Linked DNA regions of Mus musculus: region 1 is linked to region 2. Evidence: chromatin loops called from intact Hi-C (ENCODE). Cell type or tissue: heart. All regions are shown on one strand. Links, peaks and the distances in the headings refer to the core of each region. The heading gives the core; the rest is flanking DNA. Region 1 overlaps Klf12 (Kruppel-like factor 12). Region 2 overlaps Klf12 (Kruppel-like factor 12).

Region 1 (11,431 bases), core at 5,251-7,750, 60 kb after region 2:
CAAAACTGGAGAACCTAGATGAAATGGACAAGTTTCTAGACAGATACCAGGTACCAAAGTTAAATCAAGATCAGGTTAATGATCTAAACAGTACTATATCCCCTAAAGAAATAGAAGCAGTCATTAATAGTCTCCCAACCAAAAAAAAGCCCAGTACCAGATGGGTTTAGTGCAGAGTTCTATCAGACCTTCAAAGAAGATCTAATTCCAGTTTTGCACAAACTATGCCACAAAATAGAAGTAGAAGGTACTACAACTCATTCTATGAAGCCACAATTACTCTGATACCTAAACCACAAAAAGCCCCAACAAAGATAAAGAACTTCAGACCAATTTCCCTTATGAATATCAATGCAAAAATCCTCAATAAAGTTCTCGCTAACCGAATCCAAGAACACATCAAAACAATTACCCACCCTGACCAAATAGGTTTCACCCCACGGATGCAGGGATGGTTCAATATACAGAAATCCATCAACGTAATCCAGTACATAAACAAACTCAAAGACAAAAACCACATGAACATCTCGTTAGATGTGGAGAAGGCATTTGACAAAATCCAACTCTCATTCATGATAAAAGTCTTGGAAAGATCAGGAATTCAAGGCCGATACCTAAAAATGATAAAAGCAATCTACAGCAAACCAAAAAGGAGATGAAGAAGATACAAATTCGAAAAGAAGAAGTCAAAATATCACTTTTTGCAGGTGATATGATAGTATATATAAGTGATGCTAAAAATTCCACCACAGAACTCCTAAACCTGATAAACAGCTTCAATGAAGTACCTGGTTATAAAATTCACTCAAACAAGTCAATGGCCTTTCGGTACACAAAGGATAAACAGTCTGAGAAAGAAATTAGGGAAACAACACCCTTGTCAATAGTCACAAATAATATAAAATACCTTGGCATGACTCTAACTAAGGAAGTGAAAGATCTGTATGATAAGACCTTCAAGTCTCTGAAGAAAGAAATTAAAGAAGATCTCATAAGATGGAAAGACCTCCCATGCTAATGGATTGGCAGGATCAATATAGTAAAAATGGCTATCTTGCCAAAAGCAATCTACAGATTCAATGCAATCCCCATCAAAATTCCAACTCAATTCTTCAATGAATTTAAAAGGGCAACCTGCAAATTCATCTGGAATAACAAAAAACCTAGGATAGCAAAAACTCTGCTCAAGAAGAAAAAAACCTCCGGTGGAATCACCATGCCTGACCTAAAGCTGTACTACAGAGCAATTGTGATAAAAACTGCATGGTACTGGTATAGTGACAGACAAGTAGACCAATGGAATAGCATTGAAGACCCAGAAATGAACCCACACACCTATGGTCACATGATCTTTGACAAGGGAGCTAAAACCATCCAGTGGAAAAAAGACAGTATTTTCAACAAATGGTGCTGGCACAACTGGCGGTTATCATGTAGAAGAATGGGAATTGATCCATTCCTATCTCCTTGTACTAAGGTCAACTCTAAGTGGATTAAGGAACTCCACATAAAACCAGAGACACTGAAACTTATAGAGGAGAAAGTGGGGAAAAGTCTCAAAGATATGGGCACAGGAGAAAAATTCCTGAAGAGAACAGAAATGGCTTGTGCTGTAAGATGGAGGATTGACAAATGGGACCTCATATAATTGCAAAGCTTCTGCAAGGCAAAAGACACCATCAATAAAACAAAAAGGCCACCAACAGATTGGGAAAGGATCTTTACCTATCTTAAATCAGATAGGGGACTTATATCCAATATATATAAAGAACTCAAGAAGGTGGACTCCAGAAAATCAAATAACCCCATTAAAAATGGGGCTCAGAGCTAAACAAAGAATTCTCACCTGAGGAACACTGAATGGCTGAAAAGCACCTGAAAAAATGTTCAACATCCTTAATCATCAGGGAAATGCAAATCAAAACAAACCTGAGATTCCACCTCACACCAGTCAGAATGGCTAAGATCAAAAATTCAGGTGACAGCAGATGTTGGTGAGGATGTGGAGAAAGAGGAACACTCCTCCATTGTTGGTGGAATTGCAAGCTTGTACAACCACTCTGGAAATCAGTCTGGCAGTTCCTCAGAAAATTGGACATAGTACTACCAGAGGATCCTGAAATACCTTTCCTGGACATATATCCAGAAGATGTTCCAACCATTAAGAAGGACACATGCTCCACTATGTTCATAGCAGCCTTATTTATAATAGCTAGAAGCTGGAAAGAACCCAGATGCCCCTCAACAGAGGAATGGATACAGAAAATGTGGTACATTTACACAATGGAGTACTACTCAGCTATCAAAAAGAATGAATTTATGAAATTTCTAGGCAAATGGATGGACCTGGAGGGCATCATCCTGAGTGAGGTAACACAATCACAAAAGAACTTACACAATATGTACTCACTGATAAGGGGATATTAGCCCAGAAACTTAGAATACCCAAGATATAATATACAATTTGCTAAACACATGAAACTCAAGAAGAGCGAAGACCAAAGTGTGGACACTTTGCTCCTTCTTAGAATTGGGAATAAAACACCCATGGAAGGAGTTACAGAGACAAAGTTTGGAGCTGAGATGAAAGGATGGACCATGTAGAGACTGCCATATTTGGGGATCCATCCCATAATCAGCTTCCAAATGCTGACTCCATTGCATACACTAGCAAGATTTTGCTGAAAGGGCCCATATATAGCTGTCTCTTGTGAGACTATGCTGGGGCCTAGCAAATACAGAAGTGGATGCTCACAGTTAGCCATTGGATGGATTACAGGGCCCCCAATGGAGGAGCTAGAGAAAGTAACCAAGGAGCTAAAGGGGTCTGCAACCCCGGAGCTCATGTCTCCAGCTGCATATGTATCAGAAGATTGCCTAGTCGGCCATCAGTTGAAAGAGAGGCCCATTGGTCGTTCAAACTTTATATGCCTCAGTACAGGGGAAAGCCAGGGCCAAAAAGTGGGAGTGGGTGGGTGGGGGAGTGAGTGGGGAGCGTGTGGGGAACTTTTGGGATCGCATTGGAAATGTAAATGAAATAAATACTTAATTTTAAAAAAATGAGAAAAGAAGCAATGGAGGTGAGGAAAGCTATCCTGGGAATGATTGTGTAGAAGTGGAACCTGGAGGACTAGGAAGATGCTTGTACATGAGCTGGTTTGTTTCTATTTGGGGCAAGGGTCATAACAATGACAGCAAACAACAGATGCAGAGGCTCTGCACTGGCTGTGTGATCTAGACACCGGGGGTTCCCATCAGTAGCAAGAAGCAGCTGGAGCTAAAATGGGGAGGAAAAAAAGAAGTTTACGGAGAAGGAAGTGTTTGTGGGGGCAGAACATCGTTCTGGGTAGGAAAGAAAGTCACTGGAGGCTGTCCAGTAGAATTCATGCACTGAATCCTGGTCTGTGCTAAGATCCCAGCTTGGTGTGCCTGGGGGTCAAGATGGAGACCCATACTTGGCAGTGCCAATATTAATGCTCTTCAAAGACTACACTGACCAGTCCATCTTTGGATCACTTGTTCATGTTGGCTTCACTGTGTACCCAGTTAAACTCAGAACATCTGTATGTGCCATGAAGTGTGACCTTCATGCTGCTTTTGGACAACTGAATTCCTCTGCTTGTTTTCCAAATAGGTGACTGACTATTCTTGTGCATCAGGTCATGAAAAGAGAAAGACCCCAAAATAAATAAAGTGTGGATCACAGTAATGGCAAGCTCCAAGATCAGAATCCTGGTCTCCTTACCAGCATCCTATGCATCCCTGCCTCTCACTTGTTTTACTTTCGGCATTTCTACTCAGTTTCTGCCTCTACAGAGAAGGGGCTGTGTGTGAGCATGGAACCCCTCAAGAAGACTTAAAAGTTGCATCAGTTTTTTTACATCCTCAGATGTGGCTACTATCTAGATATAATATCCAATTGTATCCATTCCCTCCCCTGATTTCTATCTCTATACTTGACAACATAATACCTTCCATTAAGATTGTCTTAAAAATAATCTCATAATGTCTGTAGAGTTCCCCATGCAAGGTCCTCTTCCCCGTGACAGCCCTGTGGGTCCTGTGCGGGACACTCAGCACTATAGCCTTGCTCCCTGCATTTTCAGACCCAGTTTCTTCTTACATCCCTCTCCCTCCTATGGCTCAAGGGATGGAACAATTAAGGCTTGGGGGAGCCACCACTTGTACTGTGAATAAAAATTTTACTCATCTATTCTCGTTTTTTTATTTTTTTCATTTGGTCATTTCAGTGCCATGATCTAAGGAGAAACTGCCACAAAAGCCATGTGGTTTTCCATTTTTTAAAGAAGGTTCTTCTGAGGCAGTGTTGCTGACCTCGTCATACCTACTTACTAAGCACTGTCATTCTCGGTTCCTAGGACTATCTGTCCTACAGTTTCCTGAGCCATTTTATTTTACATAACGCTTGTTGAGCGCTGGTCTGGCCTTTAGGCTTTGTTCCCTGTGCCTTCCATCTCTCTGCTGAGAGTTTCCCTGCAGTGCCACACAATTTCACGATGATGACCGAATCCATGTTCTCCAGTTGTAACCTCACTTCTGAACGGCAGCTCGTGTTTCAACATCTTGCTGGACCACTCACTCATGAGGACAATCAAAAATCATCTCAAGTCCTACCCTTCTGTCATGTTTCTTAATTCCAACTGAGCAATCTCCTGCTCCAGGTTCCACACCAGCACTCACTCCAATGGTCTCTTGTCTGCCATTGTATCACCTACTCATTGTTTTCACTTTCACCTATAGCTTTTCCTGGAGTCTTGCCCCCCCTTTTCTTCTTGAACATCCCCGAAATCCCATGCATCCATCAGCCCCACACAAGATCTATCTAGGAAACAATGAGCACAAGCACTTGAAACATTGGAATGCTTCCTACCTTCTCATATATAAGGTCCAGCAGTCCTGACTTATAAAGACATTTGTGTGAGTGCCCGTTTGCACTGTGTTCATGGCAGGACTGGCTAGGTCAGTCATCAAGCACTGTGAGAACACTGCTCTATTAGGTCATCTGCTAGGCTGGAGCAGCACAGGGCAGAGGGGGCACGCACCAGGCTTTTCCATTCTCCTATATACATTCTATATTTGCATTAGCTTCTGGGTAAAGCTTATCTTGGATTTGCCAGAAGATTTTCATTTTGAAGAAGGCAGGGGGTAACAACAGAAAATGTGGTCTCAGGCTCTTCCAGGCAAGTGCCTGGTACACTGAGTGCTGCTGTATGTGGAAGGAAACAAGCACAGGACTTGGATCTTGGTGGTCTGTTTGTTTGTTTCTTTTCTGCAGTAATGAAGAAAACAGAATTTTCACACGTGGCTGACCTTTGGGGTACATATGGTTCTATATTCTTAACATCACCTAGTTATGCTTTTCAAAAAAGTGCTGCCAAGTTACCTCAGCACTAAACACTGGCTGTTCCTCAGGCCAAACAGGAAGGATCTGAGAGCTTAGATGTCTCATTATAATCCAAGTGGCTCTGCCTGCTGTCAGGAGTGTAGATATGCTTCCTCTGTGCCCTGTGTGTTAAGCCCATCACATCCAAGGCCCCCGGCAGTATTGATTTTGTATTATTTTGATGCCTCTTTATTCAGTTAAGTAGTGAATCCAAATCATAAACAGCATTTCTTTTCCATTATTCTCACATCCATTTATCTAACCTTGATACAAAGAAAATAATACTCTGAGAAACATTCGACGTGGGTGCTAGTGCCTAACTCTGTTGCATATCTTTCATGTGAACAAAATGAAGGGTACGTACGCCATTTCTTTTAACAAAGTATAATATGACAATATCATATTCTAATTTGCTTTATTTACCTCAACATGGCATGTGATATCTATTTGCGTTGTTCATTTTGTTGGTTTACTCTATTGCAGTCTAACAGGCTGCACTCTATTGCAACCAATGGGAGGAGAGGTTCTTGGTCCTAGGAAGACTCGATAGATGCCCCAGTATAGGGGAATCCAGGGCAGGGAGGTGGGAGTGGGTGGGTAGGTGGAGGAACACCCTCATAGAGGCACGGGGGGAGGGAGGATGGGATAGAGGGTTTCTGGGAAAGGGGGAAACTAGGAAAGGGGATAACATTTGAAATGTAAATAAAGAAAATATCCAATGAAAAATTAAAAAAATGGACAATTCTTTGAATGGACCGTTATCATTTATTCTCATAATGAAAATTAAATTTTCAAAATACTCACTGCTAGCAATGTTGTCACTAGCTGCTTCACAATATATATCTGAAAATTTGGATTTGGTTCAATTCACGTACATTCCCGAATTGTTCTCCAGTGTGGCTGAGCCAACTTATAATCCCAGTGATGTGGGCACATGCTGTAGACACATATTAGATTAAGGTCGCTGCATAAAACACTAGTCTAATCTCTAAAGCCATTCCAATCAGAAGATTTAGTCTGCTTGACATCTTGGGAAGCGGTGGGAAAAATCATCTCAAGTCTGAGACCACAGGAAGGAAAGAAAGTATATTCTTTATTACGAGCTTCATCAAATTTGTATGAGTTATAAGTATAGGCTACATTTTTCTGAAAAAAATAATTTAATATTTATTGAACTTTAAGAGAAAAAAAACCGCATGTGTTTTTGCTGAAAGTCTCTGCTGTTCTTAAACTCTTTTGCAAAGCATCTCATGAGGTGTTCTTCATGCCTCCTGATTGAACCTTCTCTGATTCATTGTCAACCTTTGGAATTATGGTAGCCTGTTGACACTCGGAGACTCAGTATCTCCCTTAACTTTCACAGATTTTGAGATATCTCTGTTGAGTTCGGCAATGTGATATGTTCTTGTCTGAGAGTGGATATTGATAGCTCTTAGAATACTTCCAGTCCTGTCTGTTTTCTTTTGCACTTTGTCTCCCTTTCTCTGGGATGCTACTTCCTAGCTCAAGTTCTCAACGTGATCTTTCAATCTAAGTATTTTTCTACTCAACATTTAAAACATGTTGCCATTTCCCAAACAACAACTTCAGAAATATTCTAGATCCACCTTTTCTTGTACCCTTAAAATCCATTAGTTTTATTGAAGGGACTGCTGACCAGGCCTTCAGACATGCTCATCCAGTTTCCACAAATGGTTCTCTGATGCTTCTGCCTCCACATCTCACTGCATCCATCCCTTCACAGACAGACATCAAAGCTATCTCGCTAACCTCTACCTTCTGCAACTTTCTGTGTTCTCCTGAAGCTTGCTGTAAATGTATACCGCCTAGCTTCTTTCAATCTGTAGTTTCATTATAATATATCCCTGTCCCAACTCACATACATAGTGTACAAACAGTACCACAACAAACTCACACTGAAATGAATAAATCACACCAAAGGAAACAAACTATCAAGCAAGAAAACATAGTGAGACAAGTCTAAGTGATAGACAAGCAAAGGCTAATGAAAACGGCATCTGTGAATATCTTCATGCTTCATTTCCACGTCTACATGTGTTTCATTCGATCATATCGACCTATTCATCCTTTTGTACACTGAACTTTCCCACTAAGGATGTGCTATGCTCTTTCAAAGCCCAGTGGTTTGCACCCTTACCATTGCTCTGGTAGATGTGGATTCTGTAACTAATGCTTTTCTCAGAAGCAGATTTCTCCTGACGTCACAATCACTCCCATCCACCTCCTGACTTTGAGGCTTCTGTCCTTGGGATACCACATCTGTGTGTATGCTTGGCTTCTTACAGACTTGTGTCAGGGTCTTTGTGTACTTTCTCATTTCATTGTGGGCTTGCTGTGGGTACTATTGTAACCTATATATGTATTTTAAAAAGGAATGTGCATTAGTGAAAGTACTAATTGAAGTGTATGGAGAGGAATGTGGAAATGTGAGGCAAAAGTTAAGGGGGAAAAAAAAGAACTGAAATGAAGCCATGGATCGTGGTGTATGCCTGAAATCTCAGCACTCAGAAGGCTAAGCAAGAGGACTGGGACAAGCTTGAGACCAGCCTGGGCTACAGAGAGAGTGCCAACCAGGACAGCTAGGATTGATCCCACAGCAAGAGCTGATCTCAGAGGAAGAAAAGGAAGCTAAAGGCTTCCGAGTCTCTGTTTCTTATCCTGGCAGCTCAAATTTTATTTATTTTTGAGAAATGAATTCAACAGGAACCAAAAACACAAGCCGGTACCATAGTAATCCTATTTCTTTCAGTAAGACACATAAAGATCATTTAGTTTTTGGCACAGATGGACCTTGAGCTACTGGTATAGTTTAGGGTAGCCTTGAACTCCTGATCCCTTTGCCTCTGCAATCAGCCCTGGGATTACAGGTGTGAGTCACCACCAAACTCTCCTTTTCTCATTGAAGGGTACAATACAAGGCCGAAAATGTAAGAAGTTTATAATAAGTCGACTAATTTTCTAGTTTATGAATTGTGACAGTTTCTTTATAATACCTTTTGTATGATCATATATACATGTCAAATATATGGTTTTATGCATGTGAGTGTATTTACATTAATATATAAAAGCTTAAAGAAACGACAATACAAAGTCCCACTATAAGTATATCCCGGCATGTCCTGGTACTGGGTGGACATTGCACTATGGAATTTCCAAACATGAAAAGCCTGTCTAAGTAAACTGACCGGTTGGACACTTGCAACTAACAGTTCAGATACCAACTGAACAGTGATAATGAGGCATATTTTCCTTGTAACTTTTTTGGAATAAGGTCTTATCTAATACTGTGACTATATATATAACAGTATGCTCTTGCTTCTGCTAAGCATCACTGCGTTCCCGGTGCTTACAATGCAGACCACATCGTGGAAAAGTAGTAAATCCTGTGGCTCGCTTCGATTTACAAATGGAAAAAGTGACAACCTTCCATTTATATCCGCTCCGGCCACATCGTACAGCTAAAACTCGTTTTAAGTTATTATTGAAATGGTTGTTTGCTTTTAAATACCAAAGGCTTATGATGGTGATTAGCATTAAAAATGATCACAGTTGGCCAAGGAAGAAAAAAGAGAGGCCTGTTAATAGTTGTACTAGTTTTGAGGTGGATAATGAGATAATAAAACACACAATTGGAGGTTATACTACCTTGATGATTGCAGATTATACCAATGGGCACAATAATGCCACCGGAGAGTGCGGCAGCAACTAGCACTCATTTGCTAGATGATAAGTGGATTATGTTCCATGAAAAGTAGGACTTGAGGAATACAGCAAAACCTGCTACTACACAGTGTGATGCCCATGCTCTGGAGAGCAGGCAAAGTCCTTGTTCACACTTTGATAAATTTAACTAATTAAAAAAAAAGAGAGAGAGAATGGCAAACATCTAGAAAGGACAATGAAATCAGAGCTGCGAGATGTCTGTTCCTCTTATGAGGCTAGCTGGTCTTCCTCTCCGAGCACACGTGTGTGCAGATGTATTTTCCAATCTGAAGAAAGCATTTCCAAACATCTGCTACATAAGCTCGGGTGATTTTGAAAGTCTAATGCTCTAATGATGATTAGCTATTGGCCGGCGCGCAAGACTTTATTGAACTCATTAATCTAAGAAAAATAAATATTATTGTAACAGTAACATTAAATGTTGACTGTGTCTGGTGGGTTTTTTTTATTATTTTTTTGTTTTGTTTTTTCACCCTGTGGTCTTTTTGGAAAATAACCACTATCAGGAAGAGGCGTGTCTGTGTTATATGTAGGACTTTGTATCTAGTTTCCTCCTGAAAAGAGCTTCAGGCAGGGACCAGATATGTCTAAAACTGACACAGATGTCGGTCTCTGAAACTCAGTGAACCACACTTTGACAAAATTTCCCTACACCTAGAAATGTTAACCTACAGCTTGGGGCTATTATTCTCATGTGCGCGATGCTGGCGAAACTGAAGAACAGTATACCACACTCTTATGTCGGCTCTTAGCTATGTGGGATTGCATCACATGGCTCATATGTGTATATGCACAGTTGCTGCTACAGATACCTACTTCATACATTATAAATCTTAAACCCTTACCAAAATCGAAAATGATTTTTTAACTGCAAGATTTCATACTCAGTTAAACAGCACCTCATTTCAGGAAACAGAGTTGGGATATTAACATTGACAGATTCATTAAATATTTGAAACTTAAATCAGTCAAGCAATGAGAAAAATGGTACAACACTATGAACTAACCAGCACTCCCCAGAGCTTGTGTCTCTAGTTGCATATGTAGCAGAGGATGGTCTAGTTGGCCATCAATGGGAGGAGAGGTCCTTGGTCTTGCGAAGATCATATGCCCCAGTACAGGGGAAGGCCAGGGTCAGGAAGCTGAAGTGGGTGGGTTGCGGAGCAGGGCGGGGGGCGGGGGGGGAGGGTATAGGAGACTTTTGGGATAGCATTTGGAATGTAAATGAAGAAAATGTCTAATAAAAACAAAACCAAACAAAACAATGTGATTTCATGCAAGAAGTTACCCCTTCTAAGCTGAATCTTTAAGAGGGGGAACCACAGGTGTCTCTAGTTTCTTACCTCTGAAAAATGGACAGCAACATCTATATGGTAGTTATTGTAGGTTTTAAAGATAAAATATGTAACTTACAAAGAAACATATACTCAACAAAAGTTATTGTTTAATTTTAACAGATAAATTTATAAGATTTGTTACATTCTTTGCCAACTTCTTAAAAGAGACTGACAACAATTCATCAATCCCTTGTTACTAGTGGCCATTACTTCATAGGCTGTTAAGACACTCTTATCAAGTAACATCTCCAAGGACAATAGCCGGCGGGACCCTATTTCATCCCATCCAGAAATTCCCTGGTTTGGTGAATCAAGTAGTTTCTTTGATGATAATGTTGACATCCTCTCTGCTCTCCGTCATCTGCCCTAGTGTCCCTACAGATAAAAGTCACTTCCCTAATCTGTGCGCTGGCTTCAAACAAAGTAAAAAGAATAGAACCTGAGCAGGCTGGTAATTCAAAAATCTGTAGATATATACATACTTATTGTAAGGAAACCTACAGAAAGTGAAGTGCAATCATTTCTGTGCCTATTGGGAAAACCAAAAAAAAAAAAAAAAATCTATTGAGGAAATGTTTCAGAGAGCACAGGTCATAAAAATAAGGGTGGTAAAATACACCTTTCACTTCCTCTCCTTCACCATTTTTATTTATTATGTTCAGTGTAGGCACAGCCAAAACTTATAGTCACATAGAGTATACGAAATAAATCTAAGCGGAGTTAAAAGCCTTCGGAGCAGTGGTGAGCTCAGGTCTTTGCTGAGGGTATAGACAGCACATATGTTGTGCACCTACCATACGCAGCATCTCATGGGAAAACACATCAGATCAGACACCACAACAGCATCACACTATGCTGGGCACACGTCCTCCGTTCTGCATCTGCCGGCCATGCTTTTCCTGCTCTGACATACTCCTACCTACTCTGGTAGCGGAATTGTATGTTT
Region 2 (11,431 bases), core at 5,070-7,569:
GGGAGGCAGAGACATGTGATTTCTAAGTTCAAGGCTAGCCTGGTCTACAGAGTGAGTTCCAGGACAGCCAGGCTTATACAGAGAAACCCTGTCTCAAAAAACCAAAATAAATAAATAAATAAATAAATAAACAAACAAACAGAGATATAGACGGAGGTGTTGAAACATTTATTATAAATAGCTGTGGTTTCGGAGAGATTTGAGATGTAGTTTCCCCTCGAGGCCCACTTTTAATTGTAATCAAAGTGAAAGTGCAAACAGGTTTGCTAGCCCATTTACAGGAGAAAGCTTTCTTCTAAAACAAACTTAAAGGCTTACTGAGACTTATTTACCGACTCACGTGGGCTGAAAAAAAAATCACAAATGGCCAGGAGTTTATGCAACTGGAGTTGTCACATATGCTTTTGTTCTCTAAGTCAAGAAACAGTTAACAGGACACAATCACTATTGCCCACAAATATGGAGTGTGTGGGAACATTCAAGATGGCGGGCCAAAACGTTGGCAGGGGTATTTGCTACTTGCCTGTTGTGAGCAGCAATGGCTTCATCTTCTCTATTTTTCTTGTTAGCTTGGCATTACTCTAGTGGGCATTTCCTAGGCAAAGCCTTCTGCGCAGTATGTAGGGAATGAATGTTACATAACATTGAAGGATTTTCTCAGTTTCCAAATTGGTAGACAGCTGCCACATGGTGGAAAGACTATTAGACAGGTGAGTAGGGACTTGGATTTATGCCCAGGTTTGAAACATCCCTTCTCTGTGTTGGGTGTCTCTCATTTCTATTTGTGTAATGTGATGGGGTTGTCCTGAATTAGTGATGCTTACAGCTCAGAAGTTGGCAATTTCCAAATTGTCTCTCTCTCCCTAAATGGCTGAATCTGTATATCAGTTTTGTTGTTGTTGTTGTTTTTTTTTTTTTTTTTTTTAGCAGTTTCTCAAAGCAATAGCCTCAGTGTCTTCCATTATTACAGGAGAAGGTGTAGACAAGAAAGACTCATCTTGTTTTTATGGCATAAAAGGACTTGAATTTCATCCCTCTCGGAGACTCCATGAAGCCAGTGGTAACATTTGCAGTTGTATAGGTATTTAAGCTTATATTATTATATTTAAGCTGAACGTAGCACATCTCCTATAGTAAAACAAGTATGAATAGGAACTTCCTGCCCTCCACCAAAACTTGTGACACACACAGTTAAAGGTCAACTGTGATTCAATCCAGGATGCATAATTTGGCTGGAGATGATTCAAGCAAGGATTTTCCATGTCTATACAATCTCTGGCACACTGGTATGGGAGAAATCATAATTGAGATAGTGATAGCAATATCCAATAGAGAAAATTACTTCTGCTTTCCTGAGGACAATTTCTATTAATGAGAAGAAATGCTTCACTTTCTGTGTCAGCATAAAAATAACCATAAAGTCTCCATTATGTGGCACCAAGTACCAATGCCTGCAATGACTCTTGGCACATGTTCTATAGACTCTGTTCAACTACTACCACTACCAAACAATGACTGCTACCAGGTCCTTTAAACCTTTAGGAACAGGAAAGATTGGATGGGAAAAAAGAAGGAGAAGAACTCATGAAAAGCTGAGGATGGAAATATACAGAGATAACCACAGCATTAAGCACTTGCACATCTTACAAATATCTGGGGCCATAACCTAACTTTGGTGTCTGTTTGACAAAAATCCCCATAGCTCCCCTCTCAATACCATTCTACAATACACATACACCCAAACACACAAATCCCCAATTCGTATTGCAGCTTTGAGAATGTAATGGTGGATCTCAGACTTGCAAATGGCCACTCCTGTGGATTTGATAGGAGATCAGCTTCTACCAAACATGTCTACAATGAGTGGAAATCTAACTTCACATTAAGTATTTTGACAGTGAGGTATTCCTGCTTGCCTTGAAGATGACAAGCATGTTTTCCTTGCCTTACCATGTCCAAGAAAGAAGAGACAATGTCTAAAAGAAGATTCATATAATGACAGGTAGTGGAATAAGATGCTTTAAAATGTAGCAGTTTGGCATAAGAATCCACATGGCATAAGGTAAACGAAAAGAAGCAGCTATTGGCTGGAGAGATAGGTAAGTATGTTAAGAGCATTTACTGCTCTTCCCGAGGATGAGAGTTTGGGTCCCAGTACCCATGTTGAGTGGATGACAATAGCCTCTAACTTCAGCTCCAAGGATCAAATAAAGTCTTCTGTTCTCTGTGGGCATCTACACAATCCCCCCTTCCCCCCAAAGTAAATCCTAAAGAGAAGCAGATATGGGAAAACTTCTATTCCCAGAAGGACAGCATCATTGTTACCAGGAAAGACAACTTTATCAATCTAGGGATGACACTGGGGACCTCACCTAAACAGCCTTCCCCTCTCATCAGAGTCCCCCATGTATCTACCATTCCATGACCTGCCATCCCTAGAAAGTTAAAGTCTACTCGCTTTGTCTCATCATCTCTCAGAATGAAACACAACAAAACAAACTCTCTGGTAAGATGCTATGGTTGCTGCATAAACCTAGGTTCCAACTGTGGCTCACTCTGAGCCACTCGTTGGGTTTAATCCCCCATTAATGAGAAGTGAATGCACTTATAATTCTGTCTTCGATTTTCTTATAATAGCCTCGCTCTTGTTAGTCAAATCAACAGTGTCACAGCCTATGAGCCAAAGGGGTAGTGCAAGGAAAATATTTTCCCCTCTCCCCTCTAATAGTTAATGGACACCTGCATATAGGAGCCATAGTGAAAGACAGAGAAGTCTGATGCATGATTCGGAGAAAGGCATTCACATGCCCAAAGGGTCAACAATGCCAAAATCAACAACTACTCCACTGTAGGGCAGTGAGGACATGGGGCTTGTATCTGGGATGGCCCACTTTCTTCAGTTGGCTCTTTACTAAATGATCATATAATGACCCAGCCTTCTTTACTGCTGTGACGCTATCCCTTGTAGAGAGGTCTTTCTTCCATTGTTCCTTAATCCCTAGAAGTTAATGTGTAGCTCAAACCTGGCTGCATCTTAATATCTGTCACTAGACTCCATAAGCTCTGGTGCTCTGGTTCCATCCTTGAACGTGAACACAATGTTAATATATTTCTTTTGTTTGTTTGTTTTGTCAGATGTTGTTTGCTTTGAAAGGACATACATGCCCACATATTTCTTCCTCCAGAGCGCTGTCACCATGAAAGTGGCTACTGGATGCTTCCCTGTGTCAGCATTATGCAGAGGAAAGTGCTACTTACAAATTTTTAAACTCGCTTTCCTCAGTAATAAGCAATAGTCTAGGAACTGTCGGGCACAGCAATTGCCTTCCAGAACCTATTGAGTGGAGCTACATCTATCTAATGCCACAGTGGAAGTTCAAGCTTTTCTGTTATTTATGGATTTTTTTTTTAATTTGACCATTTGATGAACAGCTTTAACTGATTGGAGCATTGGCCAACCCAATGCACGAGTACACTGTTCTATGCTCTCACGCATACGCCTTGGAGTTCGAACGCCAGCAAAGCCAATCTAGTGATGAAGTTGACGTCTAATTCTACAAATTATCCCCAACTTCTCCTCTGAGACAAACAAATGCCTCTCGCCTGTACTCACTACTGCTAGATGAGTAGTTAAACTTTCTGAATTTTTCACAGTCAATATTTCACAACCAAGTATCAACCATTTATCACTTCGCTAGGAGTAGCTGCTGGATGATTCATGGACTTTGTCTTTGCCAGGTAATTCATCCACACACCAGAGTCACAGTATTTACCTAAGGAAGATTCAAGGTAGTATAGATCATAGACATTTTAGCTAGTGCCTGACCAAACAAGTTTATTTATTAAATCTATCTGTGCTCCTGTTAGAATCAATTGAGAAATGTCTCCATCTTCTTCCATCTCTGATTTCATCGCTAAAGGACAGGACACAATAATAGCTCATCTCTCTGTTTTCCCTACTAACAATACATCTTTACCCCAGTGCTCATCTCTAAAGGACACAATGGCTCATCTCTGTTTTCCCTACTGACAATATATTAGTAGTTTTCTTTTCTGGGCTGGATTTTCTTTTTCTTTTCTTTTTCTAGCACTGAGAATCAAATCCAGTACTTTTGAGTGTGCCAGGAAAGAACTCTAGCACTATGCTGTAGTCTCAGTTTTTGGAATAGGCTTCTGAGTCTCTTTCTTCCTACGTATTTTCCCCTCAGTACTTCCACTCTCTGATTGGCCTTAAATAAATGTGATAATTGATCCCTCTGAATACTGCACTACAAATGCATGTCCACAGAGTATCATCTTTACTGCATGAGAGAATCTAAGCTTAACATACATGTATGTGAGCATGCAGACAGTACCAGCGTGAGCACCCTGGGAGTATCAGGCCTTCAGAGCATTCATAAGGTCTGTGTGTCACACAAAAACACACATCCCTCCCCTACAAGCCATCTGAAGGTAGAAACCATGCCTTATTTATCTTTCTAACCCGGTGCTTATAACAGTGCCTAGGAGATAAATAAATGTTGTTATGTAATCATGAACTGAGCTTTCTCAGGGCTGGTGGTAAAATCCCTTTGGGTTATTTCCATGGACCACTTATTTAGAGGTACCATTTAAACTTAGCAGGTGACATGGTACAATTTTGTAGGAAGAAATGATCTTTACCTCTTGTGTAGAAAGAAAGAGGCAGAGAAAGAAAATACATTATCTACTCAGTGTCTCCCATTGAGCTCTTCAGAGCAAGGGGGCGGAAACTGGATCTCCGGGCTGACTGTGTTCCTGGGATCCTCAGCTCACGTTGCTCACCTGAGTATCTCAGGTTCTCTCTTCACAGAGTAAAGTTTCTTTGGTAGAATGTACCTTCAACCTTGATGGAATGCAGAGTCTCTAGAGTCCAAACTGCACCTGGCCTCTCCCTTGCCTTCTCTTGGTATCTCCTGGCTTTGTCAGTCTCTCATCTTTCCAGGTCTGACAGGGGACAGTGTGCTTTAATGACCTAGAGTGACCATCAGGGATGCCCAGCCTTTGGGCACGCAAACAAAAAGCTCCATTCCCCACGTTCCGTTTCCCTCTGGGAAACAGCAAAGTGTAATATTTCACAAGAGAACCAGGCTATTGTGAGGGCTAATTGCATTTAATGGGGCAGTGGAGGCAAACTGATCAGGTAATATTTAAAGTGCCATTTTTATTTCTTAAAAAAAAAGTCCTGGTTTAGGAATATAATTAATATGGAAGGGGAATCTTTGGTATTCATCTTCCCACATTAAACAAAAAAAAATTCATAGTTTCTAATCAAAATCCTGTTCTAAGCATAATCAAAAAAATAAGAGAGATCTATGAACTTCTGCCCAGTTTTTGTAGTAACATAGTACATGGCTCAATTCTTTCATTTTTCTTTCTTTTATCTTCTTTCCCATGATACATTATAAATTGAAAGTCTAATTTTGTGCAGTAATATAAAGAAACAGATTTTTTTGAGCCAATATTAATCTATTTCCTTGGTTTCACATAAAACATTTTTGAAGTCCTTTTGTTGGCTCCTCAAAGAACCATTTATCAAATGTCCTGTAGTTGAAACAACTTCCTGCCATGCCTGGGAAGATCCACTTAGACTCTTATTCAAGAAGTTGTCAATTAAACATCTTTGCATTACCCTTTCTGCAAAAAAAAAAAAAATGTCAATAGACATTCAAGTTCAAGGCCAAAGGAGGATAGAGGTCATCTGAAGAGTAATTACCAAAATTAACAAACGATTAATTACCTACAAATTGTCATGAGAAGTTAAAGGTGACAACCCACTCAAATCCTGGGTTAACTAAGCCATCTTTTTAAAAAGGAGCCACTGTTTTCAAAGGAGAAATGTCGGATCCTGGGAAGTTAGATTACATATGTTATGGCAAAAACGTTTCCCAGACGATGGTGATGAAGCGGTTTAACTGCAGAGTAATTCCATCAGCATTTGTTTGTTGGTTTATTCCAGGCACCTCTGGGATTCATAACACTGCCTCAGTACACAAAACGAAACCCCCACAGCAATAAAAGAGTTACAAATATTTATAAATTAACTTGCATACTCACCAAGCAAACTTCTGGTTATTCATTCGATTTCCTCGGACCCTGGATACCGGGGATGGATGTACCCTGTCAACAGACCAGAGTAAGTCAGTCATTGAGAAAACACATTCCTCGCTGCACACAGTCTGCTTAATCAGTGAACTTTCTTAGGATTGCTTCCTTTGTTCTCCCTGTGAACTTGACCAACTCTTAATAAACAGGTGCAATTAATTAAATTCCAGGGCCTGCTTTGTTCTTTATCTCTCCCGAGGTACCAAGGTGCCACACATTAACTGCAGAACCAAGAATTTCATTGAACAGATGTACTCTTTAGCAGAAGAAACAGCTACTGAAGATGTAATTATTGCCTGGGGGGTAAGAGTGCATATAATATTCAGAGGGCGTGGTACCTGTCCTCAGTGAGCCCTCTTATGTCCGTTCCCATGGAAACTGCACAAAGAGACAATGAAGTGGCCATTCTTTGGGTCAATTTCTAAATGTAAAAGTTACAAAAACAGCAGGACTTCACCCACACATCCAGAAACAGGGTTTGTGTGGACAGGATGGGATGGGAGGAGAGACAGTTATTTCCAGGAGACAGGCTTTCTGGAATCTATGTTTGTGTTTGAGATCCGGAAGGCAAAGTGAATTCAAAGTGCTAGCCATGTAATAGACGTCAATATATAGCTTCCTAATCTTCCGGGGTTGAGTCATGCAGGGTTTGAGTTCAAAGCATCCAGGAACTACTGGTATTCTCTAACTTGGAGCCAGCGGCCCTATCCTTCTCTTCCCAGTTACCAGCTGGGAAACCCTATGGCCTACTTCAGCTGCCTTGTGGCTGCCTTCTCTCTTGCTGGCTTAGGATGCTTACCTAGGGTTCATGAGATCTAGTCATGCTTTCAGCTTGAGTCCTCTTCACCAGTCTCCACACCCACACATTACTTTTATTTACAGGGAGGGAGGAAAACAGAAGGGGAGGAAGTCAGGGAAGGATGAAGGAAAGAAACAAAATTACCTTAATTGGCCTTAAGACTCCCTTAAAACCAAAGTCTGGGGTCCCTTTGAACCCCGGCCCCTTGTTGCTGTTCAGTGAAAATCACATCAAAACAGACAGGGCATGCCAGGCCAGCCTTTTCTGCATCTTTCCCAAGCCTCGAGCTGGCCTGTACTTCCTACTTGATTCCTCGAGCATTATTAACACGCTTCTTCTCCTAGGCTTCTTGATGGTGGCTGCAGCTGAGCTGCTCAGCACAGATTTTCTGCTCTGCATGGGGGAAGGGGGTGATAATTATGCAGAAAGATGGAGGGAGGCCAGACAGCCCCTCGCTGAACTGCCTTATTCAAGCACAGCCCCACTTCCTGCTGATCTGCAGCCACAAGGATCACCTGTTGGTCTTGGCAGCTGTCCAAACTGGGGCCCTGGCGGAAATGACAGAGTCAGCGAGAATGAAAGCCGGTTTATACTCCAGCCCCTCAAGATACACATACTTATCTTTCTCATGTATGGAGATACATCCGAGGGAGACAAGAGTTACCTAGAAGGTAGCAAAAGCCATTCTGCCCTGCTTTCTTGAAATAGCATACTCACAGTGAATTTCCTCTCTAGAGCCTCGCTGACGTCTTGGTCCCAAGAGTTAAGTGTATTTTCAGAGGTCATTTGCTTCAAGGATTCAGCTCTCCACTACTCACCAAGTCCTTCAAGCCTTTATCCCCTTTACTGCAATCCTGAAGCCCAAAAGTACAGAGAAACCCTGTCGTCCTCATGGTCACCTCCAGCTGAAGTTGAATGATCACAGTATCTGGCATCATGGCTGCCCACTTCACATCTCATGGGAACATGAGGGAGGGAGGCTTGGGTTCACTACTCCGTAAGTATAAAGCCTTCTAGACATTGGTATCTTTGAGAAAAAAATTCGGTGATCCTAGACCAAATTCTATAAATACACAATTTCCATCATGGTTTGGGGGGGGGGGGCGAGAAACAAAAGCAGAAAACTGATTCTGATTATCTGTATGACCAAATAATTCTAACATTTCTTAAACTCAAACGAGGAACGGGCAAGTATCTTCTTCCTCTGAGTCTACTTCATCCAAAAATTCAGATCACAACTCTTACATGTCAGCTATCACTTAAAATTTTACTCCTTCAAAAGGACATGCACATGCCAGAGTTTGGGTGAGCTCCATTTTAAATGGCAGCCCCTCTGCTATCTGCCTTTTCCCCACATACAGCAGCCAGGCAGGTAGCAGAGTCAAAAACCCAGTAGCACAAACTACCGTCTAATCTGCATGTCATGCATTATTCATGATCCCCTGATTTCTGCACCTGCATCTAGGCAGGAAGCTTGCTGGGCACGTTCATTATTCTTCTTGGAGCCTCACACAGGCTCCATTACTCCTGAGCCACTTTGTTCTGTAACTAAGGGTTTCAGGCCTTAGTGCTAACTGCTGGATATGAAAAGAAAAGGGACACTCCAGGCAGAAGCGAGGGAATGATCTTGGTGTTGTGTAACACAGCGGATCTGACAATGCACTCTACAGATACTGATTGCTATGTGGGATATTACTGCTCACGCGGGGTGATTTACATCACACAGAAGAGGCCCGGCGCACCACCAGGGCCCTGTACACCAGTTGTTCTATTTATACACACTGACTCATCTGGGGCTCCAGGCATGTTACGATTTCACTTGATTCTGAGCTTTTCTTCTTTTTCACTTTCTTGCTATGTTTGAACCTCTTTGATATCTTAATGTAAAAATAATTCTCCCTTCTATGGGTGCGAGGACTGAACCTGCTTCTCAGATTCTGTGTCATAATGACTGTTAAGAGTTAGGAGACTGACGGCTCTGCTCTTCAGTGCCTCCAGGAGGCGACACGAATGACTGGCAGTAAGAGGTGGCATGTGGAGTCTCGGTCCTAGACACAAGCTATGAAGCACTGATGAGTTTCTGGGGGTGGGGACACTATCTCACCCACATACTGTGCGGCCACTTATGACATCAAGGAGAACTGACACAAAGAAATGTGGGGTGCAGACTGTCTAGCCGCCTTTCCTGGGATTAACCCAAAGCGTTGCCAGCTAGCAACAGTGCATTCTAAGGCAAGTCACAATATCTACCCAGATCTCAGTATCCGCATCTGTCCAAGGGACATTGTTACAGTTATGGGAAACACACAGAGGACCACAGCCTCGAGCGTTTGTAAGAGGACTGAAACAATCCCATTGTCTAGTCACCTAGTGTCCCATGTCCCTATGATATTGCTGTAAGCAAAACTACAGTGCTGCCAGTGACATCAATGTCTATCACATACAACCATGCTCAGTGCATACCATGACATCTGATAGTGATGCTCAATGCACAGCGAATAACATCTAATTGCGATTCTTACTGTCCACACCACTGATTTATGTATGAATTATACTGTTAAAGTTACTTTAGAGTATATGACTGCTACTTGTGCTTAGAACAAACAAACAAACAAACAAACAATTTAAATGCTTTTATCCGTACTGGGTTTGAACGCAGGATCTAACAGACATGCTCTTCAAGTACCCTACCACTAAGGTACCACCCAGCTCCACTGAAGCACATAGCACCATGCAACTAAAGTCTCCTTTACTAAGTCTCCTGCCCATAGACATCCATACCACCCCTGTTTTCCAATCTGGTGTTAATTTTCAACCTTCACATCCCACACTATCGTAATTTGTCACTCTTCTCTCGGCAGCTCTCTTGTCTCAAAAAGTGTGGACCATCTTCTAAGCTTTTCTGCTTCTCTTTGGCTTGGCCTTTCAGCCACAAGTGTGTTTAGGGTTCACTTTATGTCCTTTTTCTCTCCCCATGTTGATGCTTATTCTGTTATTAACTGAAAACATTTCGAACATGGCTCCCCTCGCCATCTTACCACCTACATAATAATCAGAACAGCCATTTCTTACTGGGTTTCCTTCTGCCAATTTGTCACCCTTTGATCACATCATGTCACCTGATCACATTTCCAAAGAGCTAGCTGTCCATGTGGCATGAAACCTAAGCATAAAAGTAAGCAATTACCTGAGAGTCTCTCAGCTGATCTTTCCAATGTCTCCCCTAGCATACAAGTCTTAGATGGAATCAGTGTGCCATGCTTTTTTCTAACTTATCTTTTATGGTATGAGTGCCTTCCAGTCCACAATTCCTGGTGATGGATAAGAAAAGAGATTACCTACTTCCAACCCTTACTTTGTCCCTTTCAGGCCTCAATCAGACCAGGGTTTCTCAGTCCTATGCTGTCTCTGTGGGGACAGGAACAAAGGAGGCATCTCAAGAAATAGCACTATGACACACAAGGCTGTCCCATGTAAGAGAGATGGCTTTCTATTGACAAAAGCAGGATAAACTTCACACACCAAGGTTATCAGAAAACCAAATAGACAATCCAACAGCAATAACAACAACAAACCCACTGTCTCTCTGGCTCTCAGGCTCTGTGTCAGGACATTGCATCCTACTGAAAGAGTCAGAATAAACTACTTCACAGACCAAGGAAAGTTTCTATAGGACATCACTCTTCTAGCATCATTAGGTATTTAATAACTCAGAAATTAGCACACATAAATACTTGCTATTGCATTGTCTGATTCCTCTATTATGTATAAGCCAACACCTTTACCTACAAACTACGCAAATGGCCCCAGAGTCCTTTTAAGTATTCACTTTACTGCAAAATAATTCACTTGTCAAGGACTTAGAAATAAACCCACAGTTATTATTAAGTATCAGCATGTTTTTATGCAAAACATATGAAAGATAATTTAGAAATAATCATTGGCTTTGCTTTTTCTTAGACTCAAAGCATCAGGAACAAGTTCTCATGAGTATTCAGGCTAGTCCAGATGGTATGTTAATAGATACATGCTACACCTGGACAAATAAAGAGGATGCAAGCATTAAGTGAAGTGATTTACGAGCATTACAAATGCCATATATCAAAGTGTATGAGTCATATCATAAGTAGGTGTTTCATGTGTTGGTGTGAGTCCATGGTTTATGCTGTCAACCGTCTAAGCAAAAGAAGAAATTTTACACACATACACACCACTTTCTCTAGTTAGTATAAAGAACAGTTGATTCCATTTTGATACTATTATCCATATATATGTTGTCAACATGTTAACATATTTTTTAATCTTTCTTTTAGAGCCTTTTTTGACATCCTCTCCTATGTGAAGGCATCAATATTTTTAGAGGCATGGAGTGAAATTAAACAGCATATGGAATTCATGTTATGATCATTGCCTTCCACATTTACTGTAACACTTATCCTGATGCAGCAGGCATTCAGAGACTTTACATTAAAGTGTGTTAAAAAGTATAGCCTGGGCTGGAGAGATAGA

The links. Hi-C counts contacts between places; a loop is a spot of excess contacts. Peaks named below come from ENCODE experiments on the same cell type or tissue, not always from the same donor. Only the 100,000 strongest peaks of a DNase experiment are listed, where the experiment ranks them.
Region 1: a loop joins it to region 2, with 2.1 times the contacts of the local background. A loop is called at or near these places in 3 of 42 quality-filtered maps.

What each region holds. Positions count from the first base shown.
Region 1 is chr14:99,996,225-100,007,655 of GRCm38, forward strand. All of the region lies in intron 3 of Klf12 (Kruppel-like factor 12), which reads right to left. Among named protein-coding and RNA genes, the nearest start is that of Klf12, 150 kb to the right of the region's middle. In heart, for the core only: no CTCF peak of the experiment used is centred there; no DNase peak of the experiment used is centred there.
Region 2 is chr14:99,935,959-99,947,389 of GRCm38, forward strand. Klf12 (Kruppel-like factor 12) reads right to left here. Exons shown (of 7, transcript NM_010636.3): 5 at 6,076-6,138. Among named protein-coding and RNA genes, the nearest start is that of Gm22970, 170 kb to the left of the region's middle. In heart, for the core only: no CTCF peak of the experiment used is centred there; no DNase peak of the experiment used is centred there; H3K4me3 peaks cover 351 bases; H3K27ac peaks cover 933 bases.